Linked DNA regions of Homo sapiens: region 2 is linked to region 1. Evidence: read pairs that join two places in POLR2A ChIA-PET (ENCODE). Cell type or tissue: GM12878. All regions are shown on one strand. Links, peaks and the distances in the headings refer to the core of each region. The heading gives the core; the rest is flanking DNA.

What was found. ChIA-PET counts read pairs that join two places held together with the same protein. Peaks named below come from ENCODE experiments on the same cell type or tissue, not always from the same donor. Only the 100,000 strongest peaks of a DNase experiment are listed, where the experiment ranks them.
Region 2: POLR2A ChIA-PET joins it to region 1 with 16 read pairs; 2 of 35 experiments call an interaction of 5 or more read pairs at or near these places.

What each region holds. Positions count from the first base shown.
Region 1 is chr2:75,426,568-75,437,088 of GRCh38, forward strand. No RefSeq gene overlaps it. Among named protein-coding and RNA genes, the nearest start is that of EVA1A-AS, 92 kb to the right of the region's middle. RefSeq lists enhancers at 6,170-6,249, 6,260-6,529, 6,730-6,809, 6,840-6,999 and a silencer at 6,600-6,689. In GM12878, for the core only: no CTCF peak of the experiment used is centred there; DNase peaks (open chromatin) are centred at 2,224, 4,971, 5,444, 6,434 and 1 weaker place; H3K4me3 peaks cover 2,853 bases; H3K27ac peaks cover 5,959 bases.
Region 2 is chr2:75,050,969-75,061,489 of GRCh38, forward strand. TACR1 (tachykinin receptor 1) reads right to left here. Exons shown (of 5, transcript NM_001058.4): 3 at 2,637-2,787; 4 at 283-479. Among named protein-coding and RNA genes, the nearest start is that of MIR5000, 35 kb to the right of the region's middle. RefSeq lists a silencer at 2,740-2,819. In GM12878, for the core only: a CTCF peak has its summit at 2,745 (motif pointing right); DNase peaks (open chromatin) are centred at 2,753, 5,023 and 5,593; H3K4me3 peaks cover 366 bases; H3K27ac peaks cover 2,821 bases.

The DNA.
Region 1 (10,521 bases), core at 1,617-9,616:
GAGGAATCATCATACTGTCTTCAACAATGGTTGAACTAATTTACATTCCCACCAACAGTGTGAAAGCATTCCTATAAGCAGTTGCATTTCTAACAAGTTTATGGAGGTATTGATGCTGCTGGTGTGGGAGCAGTACTTTCAGAACCACCGTCTAGATTCTAAATATAAATCCTAAGTTTAACTTCAGAATAAATTGAAAACCAAAAACCTAAATGTAAGAGCTAAACCTATAAAACTCTCAGAAGAAAACAGGGGTAAATATTTGTGACATGCAAACTGCCAAATAAAACATTAGCAGGTTGAATTAAAAAAAAAAAAAGGCGCTCCAAGGATTGATCAACATTTTTTTAAAATAATTCATGACATTCACTGATCAGATAAGAAAAGAAAACCATACAAACGTATAATCATCCCATTAGATGCCACAAAAAGGTGTTTGAAGTTTTCAAGAGAAAATGATAGGTTAGAATTTGGAGATAGCAAGTGGAAACTGTTTTGCTAACCAATTTGGCTTTTCAAGGAAAGATAATCTAAGAGTTGAAGGAGGACACAGGATCAAGGGACAAAGCGTGTGTGTGTGTGTGTGTGTGTGTGTGTGTGTGTGTGTGTGTTTGTGTGTATTAGATGAGACATACTCAAACACATTCATAGGCTAATTTGGAAGTGGCCAGTAGAAAGAGGAAATCGGAATATACTAGAGAAGCTATTGATGGAGTAAGAGTCCAGAGGAAATGAAAGGGTCTCAAGAATGGAGTTTGAACAACAGATAGGCTCACTCAACAGGGAAGGGAGTAAGAATGCGTGATGTGAGAAAATTCAAACTTGTTCACATTCATTTTTCCTATTTAAAAAAATGAAGCAGGAGGTGAAATCAGGTAAAAAAAAGTTTGGAGGTTGAATTTGGCTGTTAGCAATTCAGTGGTGGCCTTCACGATGATTTGCCATGGACTGATGGTGGCCCAGAATCCAGTAAGCAAAGGAGTGACTGGGGAGAGGTTGGGGAAATTGTTGGGGGCCCGGGGGGCGGGGAGCAGGCGAGAATGTGGCGACAAGTGCAAATTTTTCTTCCAAAGATGAAGACTGAAAGGGGGATAGGGAATTAGAGTGACAGCTATATTTCAAAAGAAAACTCCTCAAATTTTAAGACAATTTCTGAGTATTCAAGAAAGCCATACACTGGGAGAGAAGATATCATTAACTGACACATGATGAAATTTGTTGTTTTGTTAGTTAACAAAGCATCAGGCATTGCATTGTAAAGGCACAATAAACTACAAATTACCTGTCTCTCATTCAAAGGAAATAAAAATTGGCACCACGACTCCAGCAAGTATGGAAATGTAAAAGCTTAGGGTTTCTGAGCTTTCCATTCAAATCAAGGTTTTCTTAAAGACTGAATGCAGCTCCTCATTCTCCATAATAACCACCTCCACTTGGCCCTGTTCTACAATCCATAAAATGGGCTTCTCTGAATAGACAAAAAAAAAAAAAGAACAAAACAGACTTTTGAAAGTTACATCTAGAAGTCTGATTTAGCAAGCAATCCAGCTAGTGGGCCCAAATGCAGCATTTTTCAACTTTCCACTAAAAAGCCTGTGAAGACATAAGGGGAAAAAAAGACAACAATTTCATCAACTGGGAGTGAAAATCAATCTATCACAAAGATCTTACGGGGATATAATTGGATGACACAGCCCACACGGGCTTTGTTATCAGAAATAGCACAAACCTGTTGGGCAACATTTTTTTTGAAAAAGAGAGGAAAATGTGGTTTCCCTCTCCCAGTGCCTATTTCCTGATTGGAAAGTTCAAGGAGAGTATCAGAAAATCCAAGCTGCATTATCTCTTTAGAGCTGGGGCTGATTTTTGAGCATCTATAAGGCTTTGTTTCTCTTCATCCCACACGTCTACCTTTCCCTAAACAATATAGTTCTAAAAGAATTCATTAGGTTTCATCAGTTTCTGAAAACAACAGGTTAAACATGTGACAAGAACTAATTATGGTGAAGAAATCCTGGAAGTAGCTACATAGAAGCAATTGAAAATTCTAAAGTCTCTGATAAAAGCCCATGCTAACACTGTTGAAAAACCAGCATGGAGTTACAAGATTGCCCCCTAGTCCCTCAGAGACATATTAGGTGGATTAATAATGCTAGGAGCCGGCATCTTAAAATACTTTCTAGTTGTCACTTTTAGAGAGGGTTCTGCCTTGCATGCAAATCAAGCAGATGAGCAGTGGCAGCAGAATGTCAGGATTCTGAAATCTCACTGCCCTGCTAGTGCAGTGCCAGAGGAAGAGGTGCCGTGAAAGACCTCAGGCTTAAGAGGAAAGCTCTGCTGTGCTTAAGCATGTGCTGTGTAGGCCATACTTAAGGGCTGCATAAAGAGGAATTATGAGAAGATGATGCATCTCCCTGTGGAAGAGGAGGCTGGCTGGGGTAGAGTATGGGCGTCTCGAATGGAAAGTTCCATATCTGAAAGGGAAAATATCTCCCTGCAGCAAAAGAGGCAGTTTTGGTAAAATGCTGGGAACTACCCACAAAGCTTGGTTTGTGTCCTGCCTGTGTATCTGTTGTCACTACCATTCCCAGAAGCCATGGCCAACTGTGGCAGGTGCCTTGGCAATATTAATTGGTCATACTGGTGGCATTGTAGATCTTGGAAAACAAAGTGGTTCAGCAGACGTGGCAGTGAGCCCAGCCAGGAATCAGACTGAGTGGTGCCCAGCAGCCTGGGAGCAGCACGTCTCCATAGGCATGTGGTGGGAACTGCTCACTGCCTTGGTTGAGTCGGTGCAAATGCAACTGCTGTCAGCTAGAGCAGTTCTTTCTGTTCCACTGGGAGACAGCTGCTCTGTTTCCTGGGACCACCAGTGCTGCAAGCAAAGCTGAACCTGGCTGACTACAGTCTCAACTCTTTTCTTAAGTTAGCTTTAGATTTTAACTACAAATGCATGACATGCTAAATACTAAAACTGGGATCCACAGAAAGGCACAAAGAAGCTGCATCTTTAGGAGGTCCCACCATTTGTCACCTTTCCATTTGCCATGCCCATACCTGCCTTTGCACCTCCCATCACATTGGCTTCCCAGTGTTATTCTACAATGCTAAAAGGACATCAAGCCAAGAACTCCCCACCTGATCCACAGAGAACTGCCTTCTTTTCCAGTTTGAATTCTTCCAAATTAGGGTATCTTAATGGGACTCTTATAATAGGGTGTACTCTCTCAGGTGGGAAACTTGTGGAATGATCTGTGGCATCTTTCATCAACTTCAGCTTGTCTGCACTGTAAGTGGTAAAAATATCTTTGGTAGTTATAATATTAAAGTAGGCTTCCCCCTTTCTTTTCTAGAAGTTTTATGGAAAGAGATAGAATTTTAGGCAAAAAGCATGACTCAAAAACATGGAGATGTGAAAAACATGGTGTCCTGGGGAATGATGAGTAATTTCATGTGGAGACTATAGGGTATACAGAGAATGGAGCAAAGGGGAAAGAAACCAGCATTCAGGGATTTGTTGAAGTCAGGTAGTAAATAAACTTAAACACTGTGAGTGCTAGTTTCCTGTTGCTGTTGTAGCAAATTACCATACACTTAGTGGCTTAAACAGCACAGATGTATTAGCTTACAATTCTGAAGGTCAGAAATCCAAAATAGATCTTACAGGCTAAAACCAAGGTATCAGAAGAGCTGCACTGCTTCTGGACATTCAATGGGAGATCTGTTCTCTTGCCTTTTCCAGTTTCTAGAGGCCATTTGCATCCCTTGAATTGCAGCCTCTACCTTTGTCTACAAAGTGCATAATTTCAGCTTCTGCTTCTGTCCACATCTCGTCTCTGACCCTGTCCCTTCTGCTCTTGTTTTGTAAGAACCCTTGTGATTACATCAAGCCTATCCAGATAATCCAGGATAATTCCCCCTCTCAAGATCCTTAACTTAATCAACCTCAACAAAGTCCCTTTTGCTACATAAGGTAACGTATTTGCAGGTTCTAGGAATCAGGATGTCAATAAAAAGAGGCAAATTCTGTAAGATATTTGAAGAGATTTATTCTGTGCCAAATACGAGTGACCACAGCCTGTCACACAGCCCTCAGGAAGTCCTGAGAACACGTGCCCAAGGGGGTTGTGTCAGGCCTCTGAGCCCAAGCTAAGCCATCATATCCCCTGTGACCTGCACGTATACATCCAAATGGCCTGAAGTAACTGAAGAATCACAAAAGAAGTGAAAATGGCCTGTTCCTGCCTTAACTGATGACATTACCTTGTGAAATTCCTTCTCCTGGCTCATCCTGGCTCAAAAGCTCCCCCACTGAGCATCTTATGTCCCCTGCCCCTGCCAGCCAGAGAACAACCCCCTTTGACTGTAATTTTCCCACTACCTACCCAAATCCTATAAAACGGCCCCACCCCTATCTCCCTTCTCTGACTCTCTTTTTGGACTCAGCCCGCCTGCACCCAGCTGGAATAAACAGCCTTGTTGCTCACACAAAGCCTGTGGTGGTCTCTTCACATGGACGCTGTGTAAGTTGGGGTGCAGCTTGGTTTTATACATGTTAGGGAGACATGAGACTTCAATCAAATACATTTAAGAAATACATGAGTCCAGTTCAGAAAGGCAGGACAATTTGAAGTGGGGGGCTGGGGGGAGCTTCCAGATTATAGGTGATTTTTAAATTTTCTGGTTGCCAAATGGTTGAGTTTATATAAAGACCTGGGATCAATAGAAAGAAAATAGATAATGTCTGGGTTAAGATAAAGGATTGTGGAGACTAAAGTTCTTAGTGTGCAGAGAAAGTCTTCAGGTAGCAGGCTTCAGAGAGAATAGATTGTAAATACTTCTTATCAGACTTAAGGTCTGTGTTGATGTTAATGCCAGAGAGGCGTAATGAGGCATGTCTGAGCCCCACTTCCTGCAATGGCCTGAACCAATCTTTCAGGTTAAATTTTAAGAGTGTCCTGGCTGAGGAGGAAGTCCATTCAGATGGTTGGGGTGGGGGTGGGGGGGTTAGAATTTTATTTTTGTTTTACAAGGACTTAGGTGTTTTTGGGGAACATAATTCAGCCTACCATATCATGCAAGAGAATTTAAACTGTACTGTGTCAGCCAGGGGTTAAAATCTTAATGCCTACCAGGGCTAGGCAGGTAAAGAAGCATCTTAGTCCATTTTGTCCTGCTATAAAAGAATACTTGAGGCTGGGCAATTTATAAAGAAAAAAGATTTATTTGGCTCACAATTCTGGAGTGCTGAAAAGTTCAGGATTGGGCATTTGCATCTGGCAAAAGCCTCGGGCTGCTTTCACTCATGGCAGAAGGCAAAGGGGAGCCAATGTGTACAGAGATCACCTGGTAAGAGAGGAAGTGAGAGAAGGAAACTCTAGGTTCTTTTTTAATAACCAGCTCTCATGGGAACTAATAGTATGAGAACTCATTCATCTCAACCCCTCCCCAGAGAAAGGATTAATCTATTCATGAGGGATCCACCCCCAGTGACACAAATACCTCCCAGTAGTTTCCACCTCCAACACTGGGATCAAACTTCAATGTAAGATTTGGTGGGACAAACCAACCATATACAAACTCTAACAGAAGTAAATAAAGCAGTCTGGTTATTAGCCAACAGGAAAAAGTGAAGAAAGTGAAAACTCAGAGAGTACTATCTAAAGTGAGTTCTGAGTGTTATCAAAATAAATGCAAACCAGTGTTGCCTGATTACCTGATTCTTTTGGAGAAGCTAAGATCCAGATATTTATGTAAATTTTACCAGTTTTATAAACAATTTTCCAGTCTCTACTGGAATCCTACAAGGATTTTCATGTTAGGAGTTCCTGGTACTAAAATACCTCTGAAGACAGCATTGAAGGAAAGAGGCTAGGAATTAGAATGAATCAGAAAAAACTGTAACAGTGGATAAGAATGCAAACCATAGAGGAGAATAAAATATTTTAAAACCATATGCCCAACAAAGGACTAATGTCAAGAATATATATATATTTTAAATTCTCCAAATTCAATAACAAAAAAGCTAACAATCCAAGTAGAAAATGGGCAGGAGGCATGAAAAGGCATTTCGTCAAAAAACAAATACAGAAGATAAATAAGCACATGAAAAGATGTTCTATGTTTTTAGCCATTAGGAAAATGCAAATTAAAGCCATAGTGAGATACTACTACACATCTATCAGAAGCTCTAAGATAGAAAGAATGACTGCAGTCAAGATGGCCAACTAGAAGCAGCAGTGATCAGACGCTCCCACTGAAAAGAACCAAAACAGCATGCAAATCCAGCACCGGCAACCAAGGTATGCAGGTTCTGTCATCAGGACTGACCCTAGGCAGCTGGCGTGACCCACAGAAAGAAAGGAAGAGCAGAATGGTGCAGTGGCCCACCTGAGAGCCACACAGGACAGGGGAGCTTCCACCCCCCAGCCAAGGAAGGTGGTGAGTAAGAGTGCTATCCAGCCTGGGAAACTGTGCTTTTCCCATGGAACTGTGTAATCCACAGATTAGAAAATCTCACTAGTGAGCTCACACCACTGGGGCCTAGAAAACCACAAAGCTGAGCAGATTCTCAACAGCCACTCAGCTAGAAACTGCTTAAACAGGCTGAGTTCCTGGTGGGGAGGGGCAGCCGCCTACTGTCTAAGCCTTCCAAGAGACTTGGAGGAAGGGCAGCAGCCAACAATGGGACTGCTAGCTGTCTAATACACTAAGCTCTTGGGGTAGAGGAAGGGTGGCAGCCATCTCTATAGCTCCAGGCTGCACTTTTCCCTGGCTGGAGCCAGGGAGGCTGGAAGGCTTGGTCTTAAGAGGTTATTCCTCACAGGGCAACACACAGGCTGTGGCAGACTGCAGCCAGAGTGCATCTTCAGGCCTGACCCTGACCCATCCCTCCTCACTGGGGTGCCTCCCTGGAGGAACTCCAACAACTCCATTCAGGGGCTCAGGGACAGAACTCTGATGTCCCTGGGCCTGAGCTCCTAGGAGGAGGAGTGGCTATATTCTCTGCAGACCAGCAGACTTAGTCTTTCCTCCTGCTAGTTCTGAGTAATCCGGGCAACTCAGACGAGTGAGTTTCCCCCCAGCATGGCACACCCCCTCCACCAAGGGACAGCCAAAGTGCTTTGTTAAATGGGTCCTGCTCCCCGTGCCACCCAACTGGGTGAGACCCCAATAGATGCAGAAAAGGCCTTCGATAAAATTCAATGCCCCTTCATGCTAAAAACAGTTAAAAAAACTGGGTATTGAGGGAACATATCTAAAAATAATAAGAGCTATTTATGACAAACCCATAGCCAATATTATATTGAATGGGCAAAAGCTGGAAGCGTTCCCTTTGAAAACTGGCACAAGAGAAGGATGCCCTCTCTCACCACTCCTATTCAACATAGTGTTGGAAGTTCTGGCCAGGGCAATCAGGCAAGAGAAAGAAATAAAGTATATTTAAATAGGAAGAGAGAAAGTCAAACTGTTTCTGTTTGCAGATGACATGATTGTATATTTAGAAAACCCCATTGTCTCAGCCCCAAAACACCTTAAGCTGAGAAGCAAATTCAGCAGTCTCAGGATAAAAAATCAATGTGCAAAAATCACAAGCATTCTTATACATCAATAATAGACAAACAGAGAGCCAAATGATGAGTGAACTCCCATTCACAATGCTACAAAGAAAATAAAATGCCTAGGAATCCAACTTATAAGGGATGCGAAGGACCTCTTCAAGGAGAACTACAAACCACTTCTCAAGGAAATAAGAGAGGACACAAACAAATGAAAAAACATCTCATGCTCATGGATAGGAAGAATCAATATTGTGAAAACGGCCATACTGCCCAAAGTAATTTATAGATTCAATGCTATTCCCATCAAGCTACTATTGACTTTCTTCAGAGAACTAGAAAAAAACTACTTTAAATTTCATATGGAACCAAAAGAGAGCGCATACAGCCAAGACAATCCCAAGCAAAAAGAACAAAGCTGGAAGCGTCACACTACCTGACTTCCAACTATACTACAAGGCTACATTAACCAAAACAACCTGGTTCTGGTACCAAAACAGATGTATATATAGACCAACGGAACAGAACAGAGGCCACAGAAATAACATCACACATCTACAACCATCTGATTTTCGACAAACCTGACAAAAACAAGTAATGAGGAAAGGAATCCCTATTTAATAAATGGTGCTGGGAAAACTGGCTAGCCATATGCAGAAAACTGAAACTGAACCCTTTCCTTACACCTTATACAAACAATAACTCAAGATGGATTAATGACTTAAACATAAGACCTAAAATCATAAAAACTCTAGAAGAAAACCTAGGCGATACCATTCAGGACATAGACATGGGCAAAGACTTCATGACTAAAACACAAAAAGCAATGGCAACAAAAGCCAAAATTGACAAATGGGATCTAATTAAACTAAAGAGCTTCTGCACAGTAAAAGAAACTATCATCAGAGTGAACAGGCAACCTCCAGATTGGAGAAAATTTTCGCAATCTGTCCATCTGACAAAGGTCTAATATACAGAATCTACAAGGAACTTAAACAAATTTACAAGAAAGAAAAACAAAGAACCCCATCAAAAAGTGGGCAAAGGACATGAACAGACACTTCTCAAAAGAAGACATTTACATGACCAACAAACATGAAAAAATCTATCATCGCTGGTCATTAGAGAAATGCAAATCAAAACCAAATGAGATACCATCTCACGCCAGTTACAGTGGCGATCATTAAAAAGTCAGAAAACAACAGATGCTGGAGATGATATGGAGAAATAGGAATGCTTTTACACTGTTGGTGGGAGTTGTGGAAGACAGTGTGGCAATTCCTCAAGGATCTAGAACCAGAAATACCATTTGACCCAGCAATCCCATTACTGCGTATATACCCAAAGGAATATAAATTATTCTACTATAGAGACACATGCACACATATGATTATTGCAGCACTATTCACAATAGCAAAGACTTGGAACCAACCCAAATGCCCATCTATGATAGACTGGATAAAGAAAAGGTGTCACATATACACCATGGAATAATATGCAGCCATAAAATAGAATGAATTCGTGTTCTTTGCAGGGACATGGATGAAGCTGGAAACCATCATTCTCAGCAAACTAACACAGGAACAGAAAACCAAATACCACATGTTCTCACTCATAAGTGGGAGTTGAAGAATGAAAACACATGGGCACAGGGAGGGGAACATCACACACTAGGGCCTGTCAGGGATTGGGGGCATGGGGAGGGAGAGCATTGGGACAAATACCTAATGCAAGCGGGGCTTAAAACCTAGATGACGGGTTGCTAGATGCAGCAAACCACCATGGCACGTGTATACCTAGGGAACAAACCTGCATGTTCTGCACATGTATCCCAGAACTTAAAATATAATAAAAAAAAAAACTCAAGATAGATAAAAGACTTAAATGTAAAATGCAAAACCGTAAAAACCCTAGGAGAAAACCTAGGCAATACCATTCAGGACATGGGCACAGGCAAAGATTTCATGATGAAAATGCCAAAAGCAATTTCAACAAAAGCTAAAACTGACAAATGGGATCTAATTAAGCTAAAGAGCTTCTGCACAGCAAAAGAAACTATCATCAGAGTGAACAGGCAACCTATAGAATGGTAGAAAATGTTTGTGATCTACCCATCTGACAAAGGTCTAATATCCAGAATCTACAAGGGACTTAAACAAATTTGCAAGAAAAAAACAAAAAACCCCATCAAAAAGCAGGCAAAGGATATGAACAGATACTTCTCAAAAGAAGACATTTATGCAGCCGACAAACATGAAAAAAAGCTCAACATCACTGATCATTTGGGAAATACAAATCAAAACCATACTGAGACACAATCTTACACCAGTCAGAACGGCTATTACTATCAATAATAAATAAAAGTCAAGAAACAGTAGATGCTGGTGAGACTGTGAAGAAATAGGAATGCTTTTACATGGTTCGTGGGAATGTAAATTAGGTCAACCATTGTTGAAGACAGTGTGGCAATTCCTCAAGGATCTAGAACCAGAAATACCATTTGACCCAGCAATCCCATTACTAAGTATATACCCAAAGGAATAGAAATCATTTGGCTATAAGAACACATGCACATGTATGTTTATTGCAGCACTACTTACCATAGCAAAGACATGAAACCAATCCAAATGCTCATCAATGATAGACTGGATAAAGAAAGTGTGGTACATATACACCATGGAATACTATGCAGCCATAAAAAGGAATCAGATCATGTCTTTTGCAGGGACATGGATGAAGCTGGAAGCTACCATCCTCAGCAAATTAACAGAGGAACAGAAAACCAAACACCACATGTTCTGACTCATAAGTGGAAGCCGAACAAGGAGAACACATGGACACAGGGAGGGGAAAAACACACACTAGGGCTTGTCAGGAGGTGGGCAGGTGGGGAAGGGAGAGCATCAGGACAAATACCTAATGCATGTGGGGCTTAAAACCCAGATGATGGGTTGCTAGATGC
Region 2 (10,521 bases), core at 1,688-9,687, 380 kb before region 1:
CCCCACTAGCTGCCAGTATTTATGAATCAGAAGACTTTGGACAATAATATGGATTTCTGGTTCCCTTTGGAAAAGAAAAAAAGAAAATCAGTCCACTCCGGGCTCCCATTCCTGGATGGTGATAATCAGCCAGGCTGAGTTGTGTGATGATAAGTTAGCTGCAGTCCCCACTTGTCCCTCTTGTCTCACAGCTGGGTTTACTCATTTAGGATGGCCGCTTGGCCACTGTGTATGTAGATGGTCTTGTGGCCCCTGGAGAGCTCATGGGGTTGGGATCCTCACCTGTCATTGAGGCAGCAGTAGATGATGGGGTTGTACATGGTGGAGCTCATGGCCAGCCACATGATGGCCAGGTAGACCTGCTGGATAAACTTCTTCAGGTAGAGATCTGGGTTGATGTAGGGCAGGAGGAAGAAGATGTGGAAGGGCAGCCAGCAGATGGCGAAGGTGCACACCACGACAATCATCATTTTGACCACCTGGCAAGAGGGTGAGACAGGTGAGACCACCAGCACATCCCCCTCTCTCACGGCTGCTTCCTCTCTCCTCCCACGCCCTCACTGTGCACAGTATGGGATGAAGCGAGAAGTATTTAAAAGACGCCCCTTCAAGGAGGAGAAAGGATCTTTACTATATGGTGCTACAAGACTTCGGTTATGTCAGCTGTTCTCAGAGTGTGGTCCCAAAACCAGCATCATCACCATCCCCTCAGAGCTTGTTAGAAATGCAAATTCTTGGACCCTATTTCAGACTTACTAAATCAGAAACTCTGGGGATAGGACCCCAAATTCTGAGTGTGACAAACCCTTCAGATGATTCTGATGCATACTCACATTTGGGGACTACTGTGTTACATTATTCTTCATGACTGGAGGAACACAGGGAGACAAATTAATGAGCAAAGGTGAAAGGGTGTTCAGGAGGAAAAGGCCTGGAACAGCAGGCTGGGTGGGCGGGCACAGCAGAAGGGGTGGGACAAGGGGAGATGCAGTGAGCTAGGGCAAGCTGCTTGGTTTTGAGACTGAAGGGGAGGGAAGGAGAAGGGAAAAGATTTGACTAGCTGCAGTCAGAGAGTGCCAGATGTTTAAAAGCGATTTAAAAGGTTTTGTGAATACTGGATACTATGATCTGAATGTTTGTGTCACTTCAAATTTATATGTTGAAATCCTAACCCCTAAGGTGATGGTATTAGGAGGTGGCCTTTGGGAACTAATTAGGTCTTCAGGTCACAGCCCTCATCAATTAAATTAGTGCCCTTATAAAATAGGCCTGAGAAAGACCCCTTGCCCCTTCCACCATCTGAGGACTTAGAAAGTGCCATCCATGAACCAGGAAGCAGGCCCTCCTGAAACACCAAATCCGTCTGTGCTTTGATCTTGGGCCTTTCAGCCACTAGAGCTGTGAGAAATCAATTTCTATTTTTTATAAGCTCCCAGTCAAAGGCATTTTGTTACATCAGCCCAAATGGACTAAGACACCATGCGATGTAACCCCTTCCCAAGGCATCTTTAGCAAAGAACTCTACAGCATTCATACAATGCTATGCAGAGAAGTACCAACAGAGAATACTAAGCAAAGAAGTACCAAAGAAAAAAAAAAGGAATGAGAAAGCTCTTTATATACTGATTTTCAAAAATCTTGTCAATTTTAAGTGAAATAAGTGAGAACAGTGTGTATTTACTATTTGTGTAAAAAAGAAGAGAAAATAATATATATTTACTTATTTATAAGTGCCAATAGCTAGAAGGGTTAAGAAACAGATAACAATGGTTACCATTGTATGCATATCTGTGTGTGTGTGTGCGTGTGTGTGTGCAAGCTTGGGACCTGGGTAGATGACAGATCTAGAAGGGAGAGAGGCTTTCCATGATAAGAATTAAATTTTTTTAAATGTTTCGTTTTGAACTAATTGAAGGCCCTCGAGAAGTTGCAAAGGTGGTGCAAAGCAGTTCCAGGTAGTCTTCACCTAGCCTCCTCCAATGATATCATCTTACATAACCATACCACATTATCAAAACCAGGACACTGACCATTCATCAAACTACTGACTATATTTGGGTTTTTGCCAGTTTTTACATGCACTGTTTTTTTTGGTGTATAGATTTATGAAATTTCATCACAGGTATAGATGAAAACACCACCACAGTCAGGATACAGAGCTGCTCCATCACTGCAAAGAAACTCACTCACGCTCTCGCTTTGTAGGCCACTCCTCCCAAGCCCCCTCAAACACTGACTCCTGGAAACCCCTGATCCGTTCTTCATCACTATAATTTTGTTCCTTTGAATGCCTTTTGATGTTTGAACCACGTGAATGTATTATCTTGTCAAACTTTAAGAAGAGGACCAAATCACTCTTCACTGATCTTTTATTTAAGTGTGCGTGTGTGTGTGTGTGTTTTAATGGATCAAGAGGTTGCAATTACTCTTTAAGAGCAAGCGAAGTGGCTCATGCCTGTCCAGCCAGATCTGGGTTCCAAAGACACTGAAGAAAGATTCCTCTCCTCCTCTCTGTTGCTCCCCATACCTGGGGATATTTTGTGCTAGCTGCCTCTGGGGCTCACAAGTGTGCCATCCCTTCTCGACAGCCTGTTGTCTGTGCCAGGGTGGGTTAGTTCTGCCTGTCCCCTGCTCACCTTGCGCTTGGCAGAGACTTGCTCGTGGTAGCGGTCAGAGGAGTCCCCGGGGATCTCACTGGCCCATAGTGTGATTCCCACTACGGTGTATGCATAGCCAATCACCAGCAGGGGGAGGAAGTAGATCAGCACAGTCACACAGATGTGGTACCTACAGCAAGGTAAACAGGAAAGGTCAGTATGATATACTTATTATTTTAGGTTTTTAATTTTTGTTATTGTTATTGCAGTCAAGGTTTGGCAGCTACCTTTCTCAGCATATGCCATTAATAAGCTTGGGCTGTAAAGCCCACTCCAGGGAGACTTGTCACCTGCATAGGGTGGATAGGTAATACTAATGAATACACTACAGAAAACAATTTATGTTTTTCTTGTGGACTTTTTCCATAATGAATACTCCTGTTCAGATTAAAAAAAAAGAAAACATTGATGACAGGGCACTGAATCTGTTGTATACCCATAGCGATTTCAGTTGATGATCAGTTCAATATCACTTGCCCCACACCACCCCCCAAAACAAGAATGCAAACTCAGGCTACATTAATAGAAGTATAGTCTCTGAATGAAGGAAGTAATTATACCACTCAATTCATACCCGCCAGACTACACTTATGCTCAACTTAGTGCAGGGTTGTAGACCAACTAGTACGTTCAGTTGAGAACTACCATGATGGTTGATAAGGCCCAGTTTATGCTATGTGATAAGTGAATTTATCGGTATCAGAATAATTAGCCTGAATGAGAGAGATAAGAGTAATCCTAGAACTAGAATTAGTGGGTGGGTGAAAGCCACATAGCATAAGCCATTTCTAAGACTGGGCTTTAAGAATATATCTTCAGATAGAAGCTGCCTGGGTCCCTGAATTACCCATTGGAGGACAGGTGCCAACTGACTCACGTTTGACTGGGACATGAGCAAGAAATAAACCTTTGTGGTGTTAAGCCACTGAGATATTGAGGTTTGTTACAGCAGCACAATTTATCCTTTTCTGTTAAAGGGAAGGCTCCTTTTCAGACTTAAATAAGGTTTTTGAATTTTGGGAAAATATATTTTTCTTGGGGGTTTGGGGGTCCTTGGTTTGTCTGGTTAGTTACAGCCCTTTTCTTAGATGTGAGTATAATGGAGATACTCAGAATTCCTAATAATAATAATAATAATACTAGGAAGAACAGCTAATGTTTGGGGGCACTTACTCTAGGTCACTGTGCTAATAATAATGCTAATGATAGTATTAATAGCAGAAATGGTAGTTAAATTTGAGTGTTGATGAAAAGCACAAAGCCAAGCATTTTACTAGCATTATCTTATTTAATCCTTAAGCAAATGATTGGGTAGGTACTATGAATCCCATTTTGTAGACGAGGAAACCACATTTAGAATTTAATTAATTTTCCCAAATTCACAGCTGGTAAAGGGAGGAGCTGAGATTAGAATCCAGGTCTGTGATGTCAGAAAACCAGCCTTTTGTCAATGGAGAAAAGCCACCCAATGATTTTTTTCTTCCCCTCTGTTTACCATTCATGATTATTTTATGCAATGATTTTCTTCCAATGAGGAAAACCCACTTATTCACTCAATTTCTCCTTTGTAGATACTGTTTGCTTTTAATCACTTCTTTGTAAAGCCCCACAGTTTTTGCTACTTATTCAGTCCCTCTGCATATCAAATTTGCATTTGAAGATACTCAAAGACTGCTTAAGTGACAAATCACAGATTGCACCAAGCAGGGTGTGAGTGCATGTGTTCTGTGCAGACAGGCTGCTCCAGTCTCACCTGGCTTTCAAAGCCCTCTGAATTGTCGCCTCCTTTGGGAGCCTCAGGGCTCTCCAACCACTATGGCAGGGACAGCATATTGTGTTTCCTAGCTGATCTCAGTCCCTCCTGGTTGCTGTAATGGCATTGCTTGTAAGCAAAATGTTTGGAGACTACAGGGGCAGGGAGAACTTGAAAACCTCCAAATTGCACTGACTTCTCCTACCTGAAAGAACAGCCCTGCCTCATGCAGACTAATAGTTTGTGACCAAAACATGTTAGCTGAGCTTTGCCGAGACATTGCTACAGGGCACTGAGCAAGATTGGGTCTGAGTGTGATGGGAGGGACACTATGGTCAACTCGCCGATACTCCTTACCCTGGACCAGTGGCCCTCAAACTCGAGTGGGCTTCAGTATCACCTGGAGGGCTTCGACAACCCCACAGGGCTGGGTCCCACCCAGAGTTTCAGACTCAGCAGGGCTGGGGTGGGCCTGAGAATTTGCATTTCTAACAAGTTCTCAAGAGATGCCGATGTTGCTGTTTGTGGTTCAGACTTTGAGAAACATTGTCTTAGGCCAACGGTTCTCAACCGCAAATGTAAAAGAGAATCACCAGGGAAACTTTTAAAATGATCAGTGCCCAAAGGTATTCATTCAATTGACTTGAGGTTGGGAGCAGGAAATTACATTTTAGAAACTTCCCCCAAGTTACTGTAATAGACATCTAGCACTGAGAACTGTTTCAGACCTTAGGTATGCAAGTCTATTGGGACTCCATTGTTGTCCGTGATTTAATGACTTTATTCAAGTGTGTATTAACTGTGTTTTCTGGTTCTGTATCTGATACTTTGGCATCTGGGTCCCTGCAGCTCAGGGAGGGACTGTTTCAGGCAGAGCTAATTCCTTTGGAAAACAAACAACTTTCCACTTGGATGCCTTTCATATGCAAACTAACCGAAACAAAGCCCATACTTCCACTTGCTTGCTTTCTTGGGCTCTTACAGGGTAGGACACTATTTTCCCGCCCTAATCACCCAACGGCAGGCATCAGACAACTAGGGGCAGCTCCTACACCCCGGAGCCTGCCGAAGTTATTCAAACCAGCCAATCTTAAACCTGTTTACCCGGCCTTGCCTGCTCCTTCCTGAGAAAACCCCAATAAAGGCTTTCCTGTGTGGCTTGGCTTGGTGTGGGGCCATGGCCCTTCAGCTTGGGAACTGTGAGTAATAAAGTGTCTTTCAGTGGTAACCATGTCCTGATCTGTTGGCCACACCATACCTGAATACAAAATACAATCTGCTCTTTCCCTTTGTGAAATCACAGATCAGATCATTATGAACATGCAAAGATAAATACGTAAACATAATTTATCAGCCTTTAAAAAATCCCTCCCTTTTTAAAGAAGCAAAAGTTATTGTTATTTATTTGAAAACAACAAAAAAAATGGGCTTAATTTCAGCTAAAATGTGTTACAGTCAGGAGCATTGGTTTTTCCATGTTCCTATAGAGATAATTAAATACAACATAGAAATAGGATCCAGCAATTCTATTTTTAGGTATAGACACCAAAAATTGAAAGCCAGGACTCAAACAGACATTATTTGAATCTGCACACAACATCATTCACGACAGCTAAAAGGTGGAAACAACCCAAATGCCCACCAATAGATGAATGGACAAACAAAATGTGGCTTATACTTGCAATGGAATATCATTCTGTCAGGCCTCTGAGCCCAAGCTAAGCCATCATATCCCCTGTGACCTGCACGTATACATCCAGATGGTCTGAAGTAACTGAAGAATCACAAAAGAAGTGAAAATGGTCTGTTCCTGCCTTAACTGATGACATTACCTTGTGAAATTCCTTCTCCTGGCTCATCCTGGCTCATCCTGGCTCAAAAGCTCCCCTACTGAGCACCTTGTGTCCCCCGCCCCTGCCCACCAGGGAACAACCCCCTTTGACTGTAATTTTCCACTACCTACCCAAATCCTATAAAATGACCCCACCCCTATCTCCCTTCACTGACTCTCTTTTTGGACTCAGCCCGCCTGCACCCAGGTGGAATAAACAGCCTTGTTGCTCACACAAAACCTGTTGGGTGGTCTCTTCACATGGACGCGAGTGAAACATTCAACCTTAAAAAAGAAGGATGTTATGACATGTGCGACAACATGGATGAAGCCTGCAAACATTCTGCTAACTGAATAAGTCAGACACAAAAGGAAAAGCATTGCAGGATTGCATTTATATGATCTATATAGAATAGGCAAATTCGTGGAGACAGAAAGTAGATGAGAGGTTTACCAGGAGTTGGAGGGAGGAGATGGGAGTTATTGTCTAATGGGTACAGAATCTGTTTGAGATAAAGATGTGGATAACTTTGTTTAAGGGTGGGTGGGTAGAAAATTTCAGCTGTTACAGAAAGGTCGAAATGAAGTATCTCTGGAAATGGAAGGTGGTGATGGTTGCACAACATTGTGAATTTACTTGGTGTCACTGAATTGTACACTATAAAATGGCAAATTTTGTTATACATATTTTATCACAATAAAATTTAGTAATAAATTATGTAAGAAAAATTCAGCTAAGCTGGCATTCTAGGTTTCCAGATTCGCAGTCTTTTGCTCCCCCAGGCACTTGACAACTACACCCTCCCCGTGCCACATCCCCACTGAAAAATAAAAGGCAGATTTGATCCTTGGATGAGATAAAAGGTTAAACACATCCTTCTAAATATTGCTTAGATAAACCCCATTTACATAGAAATTACAAATGCTCAATCCAAACAGTGTCCAACTTATCAAAAATTATAAGTGAATGTAGGTCAAATCAATGAAATTCCATTATTAGAAAACATAAAATTAAATACTTTTTTTGATCTTGATGTCTTTTTCAGAAAAGTATTTTTTAAAATCATATCTTGTAGTTAACTGGAGATATGTCTATTTATATGTATATATTTGTTAAAATCATTATTTTAGAGAGCTGGTCAATGAGCCAGCACAATCTTATTTTGTGTGGCTCTATGCTTGCTTTGGCTTTCATTCTGCTATTTCCTAGATTTCTGCCAGTTAGGATTTTATCAGCTCTCAGAATTAATATCTGCCTTGGGAGAAGAGATCTGGGGTTAAGGATGCACTATAAGTGAACATAACAGCAACAGCAAGAGACAGCAACAGAAGAGACTGGCTGACCCCCACCTGGTGAGATATGTGCTGGGTTGTCATAGACCTGAGAGAACCCAGCACCATGATTTTGATCATTAAATCCTGCTGATGAGCTTATCGGAACTTTCAGAAGGAAGGCTCAAGCAACAACTTCATGCCTTTGTTCATCCCTGTAAGCAGTGAATGAGGCTTGACACATTTTACAGGATAAGCTTGCTGAATGCAGACCATGTAGCCTCAAATCCTGCAGATTCCCTTGTCCTTAATGCCACAATATCTTGGTGCTCATTAATCTAGGTTTCCTTATATCTCACTAGTGGGATCATTGTTGAAAGCAAGAACAGTTTCAGTTTCTGAAATAATCCTCAGCATTTGAAATCAAGGTTGATAGGCTAATTAAATAATAACTAGGTGTCTTCATAATGTACTTGGAGGAGACTCTGGGTGCCTTAAGGTAGGGGAAGAAGGCAGCCAAGAGGGCACAGCTCTGGGTTCTCCATCTTTATTCTAATGAGATAGTTCTGCTTTGCTGGGTTTACATATTGGCTTTCTGTGGATGATATTGTTTCGGGGTGGGTGGGTAGAAAATTTCAGCTGTTACAGAAAGGTCGAAGAGCATTGATAGAATCCCAACCCCAATCCAGTGCATTACCATTCTTTGCAATATCCATACCACATAATCATCCAGAATCTTCTTGAATACCCCTGTGACAGGCTGCTCACTACTTCTAAAGCTGAGCTACATCAGCAACCCTTGGAAGCCTATTACAGATGCAGACTCTCAGGCTCCACCCCAGAGGGACAAAATCAGAATATGCATTTTAACAAGACTACCCAGTAATTCCTGTGTATGTTCAAGTTGGAAGCACATAGCTCTTGGTCTTGGTTGCACATTGGAATTGCCTAGGGAGCCTTGAAAAATTCCAATGTGTAGATCCCACTTTAGAGCTTCTGATTTAATTGGCCTGCAGTGCAGCTTTGGGCACCAGAGATCTAGAAGCTCTCCAGGTGATACTCCTGTGCAGCTGGGGCTGAGAATTACTGGCATTGAGACTTTTGATGCTGGTAGCTGCAACTGATGCAGTTCCTCCTTAAACCCAGTGAAAAAACCTGTGGTCACGTAGCTTTCACACTTTATCCTATGTCACAAACAAACCTGAATCTGCAAACCTCCTGGGATGGTCCTGCAAATGCAAGGTGACCATGAACCTGCTGTTCCCCAGAGCCCCCTTTGCATTGAGGGCTTTTGAGGCCATCTCTCATTTGATACAAGCTGAGCAGCCTCGTTCCTCCTGCTCTTCCTCAAATGTCCTTCAGGCTTTCTCTCCTTCTCACAGCATGGTGCTAGATGCTTGACTTTTTACTTCCTGGAAAAAAAATTTCAGGTCCATGTGGCTTCTTGATAGTAAAAGAAAGCAATACTCATGTATTTATTGGTTCACTCACATCTGGGTGTTAGAGCCAAATTCCAAAGACCTTTGAAAGTTCTCTTGCAGGCAGGCAAAAATTGCAACTGGTTAATCGATAAATTCAGCAAAGATTTATTCAGCACCTGTTCTATATCTGGTCTGGTGCTAGGGGCTGGGGACACTGAGGAGAGTTCTAGTCATTGTTTTCTTCTTCCGGAGCTCACAGTCTGCAGGGGAGTAGTGCCAAAGAGTGTGCCATGGGAAGTGGCTGACAGTGGTTACCTCTTCAAGGGGAGTGGAGACATTAAGGAGAGGCACGAGTGAGCCTTTTTCAAATATAGATACAATGTAAAAATTAAAAATAAGCCTAAATACATGGTCCAGTGTTTTGTGCATGTGCGTTAGTGCATAATGCATTGGTGAGATATTCAACCAAGCTGGTCAGGGAAGCTTCCTGGAGGAGGAATTGCATGGCTAAGCCCTGATATACAAGTTGGAGGTAGGCAGGTGAGTTGGGCACTATAGGGAGGGGAGGGAGCAAGTGCAAAGGCATGGGGGAGGAGCCTGGCATGAGGCAGGTACTAAGATGCCATTAGAACTGAAAAGGACATGGCTGTGTGAAGAAGTGCCACAAGACTTGGCTGGAAAGGAAGACAGAAGCAAATCACAAAGGGCCTTTTATGACAGACTGGAGAGTTGTGATTTATTTTGAAGTTGGTGGAAAACCATGAGGTGGTTTTAAACAGAGAATGAACATGGTCAGATACTTGTGCTCTGGCAATAGTGGAGCATGGATGGAGGTGGAAAAGTCCAGAGGCAGTGAGCCTTTGGGGTGCTCTGCGGGCCTGGCAGGAAGTGGCGCTGGCCTGAGTGAGGGCTGTGGCAGGATGGATGGATGATATGAGGGGAGAGATTCAGGAAGCACTGTGGCTTGGGGGAAGAGCTGGTGGACTTGGCTGTGGATGGCAGAATTTACCTGAATTTCTGGCCTGGGTGAATGGGGGAGTGAAGGTGACTGTCACTAGTGTGGGGACCCAGGGAAGAGGAACAGGCTTGTCGGGCAAAGTTGGTAGATTGCCTTTTGGATATGTTGACTTTGAGGGCCAGCAGTTAGATGTCTGTATCTGGATTTGGGCTGGTATTAGATTTGGGAGTCCTCATGTGTCCAAAAACCATAAGAAGACAAGCGGATGCAAGATGGCCATGAGAAGAGAGGAGGTCCACATCTTGCGGTTGGGGGCAATTCCAGGGGAGAGGCTGGAGGGGAGAGGGAGGGGCAGGAGGGAGAGAGACTCCAGGGGCGGGTACAGCCTGCCTCTGAGGGGAGGGAGGATGAGGGTAGGAACTTGCTCTCTGCTTTGGACATCAGAGACCCAGGGCAGATTCAATTTTAGTGGCATCGTCAGAGAAGGTGATGATGGACCAGGTGAGTCGAGTGGGAAGTGAGGAAGTGGAAGCAGTAGGTGTAGATTCCATTCTTAATATACTTGGCCACGAAAGGGAGAGGAGAGAGCAGTCGTTAAATGGGGCCAAGGGCCGAAGGAAGCTGTCTGT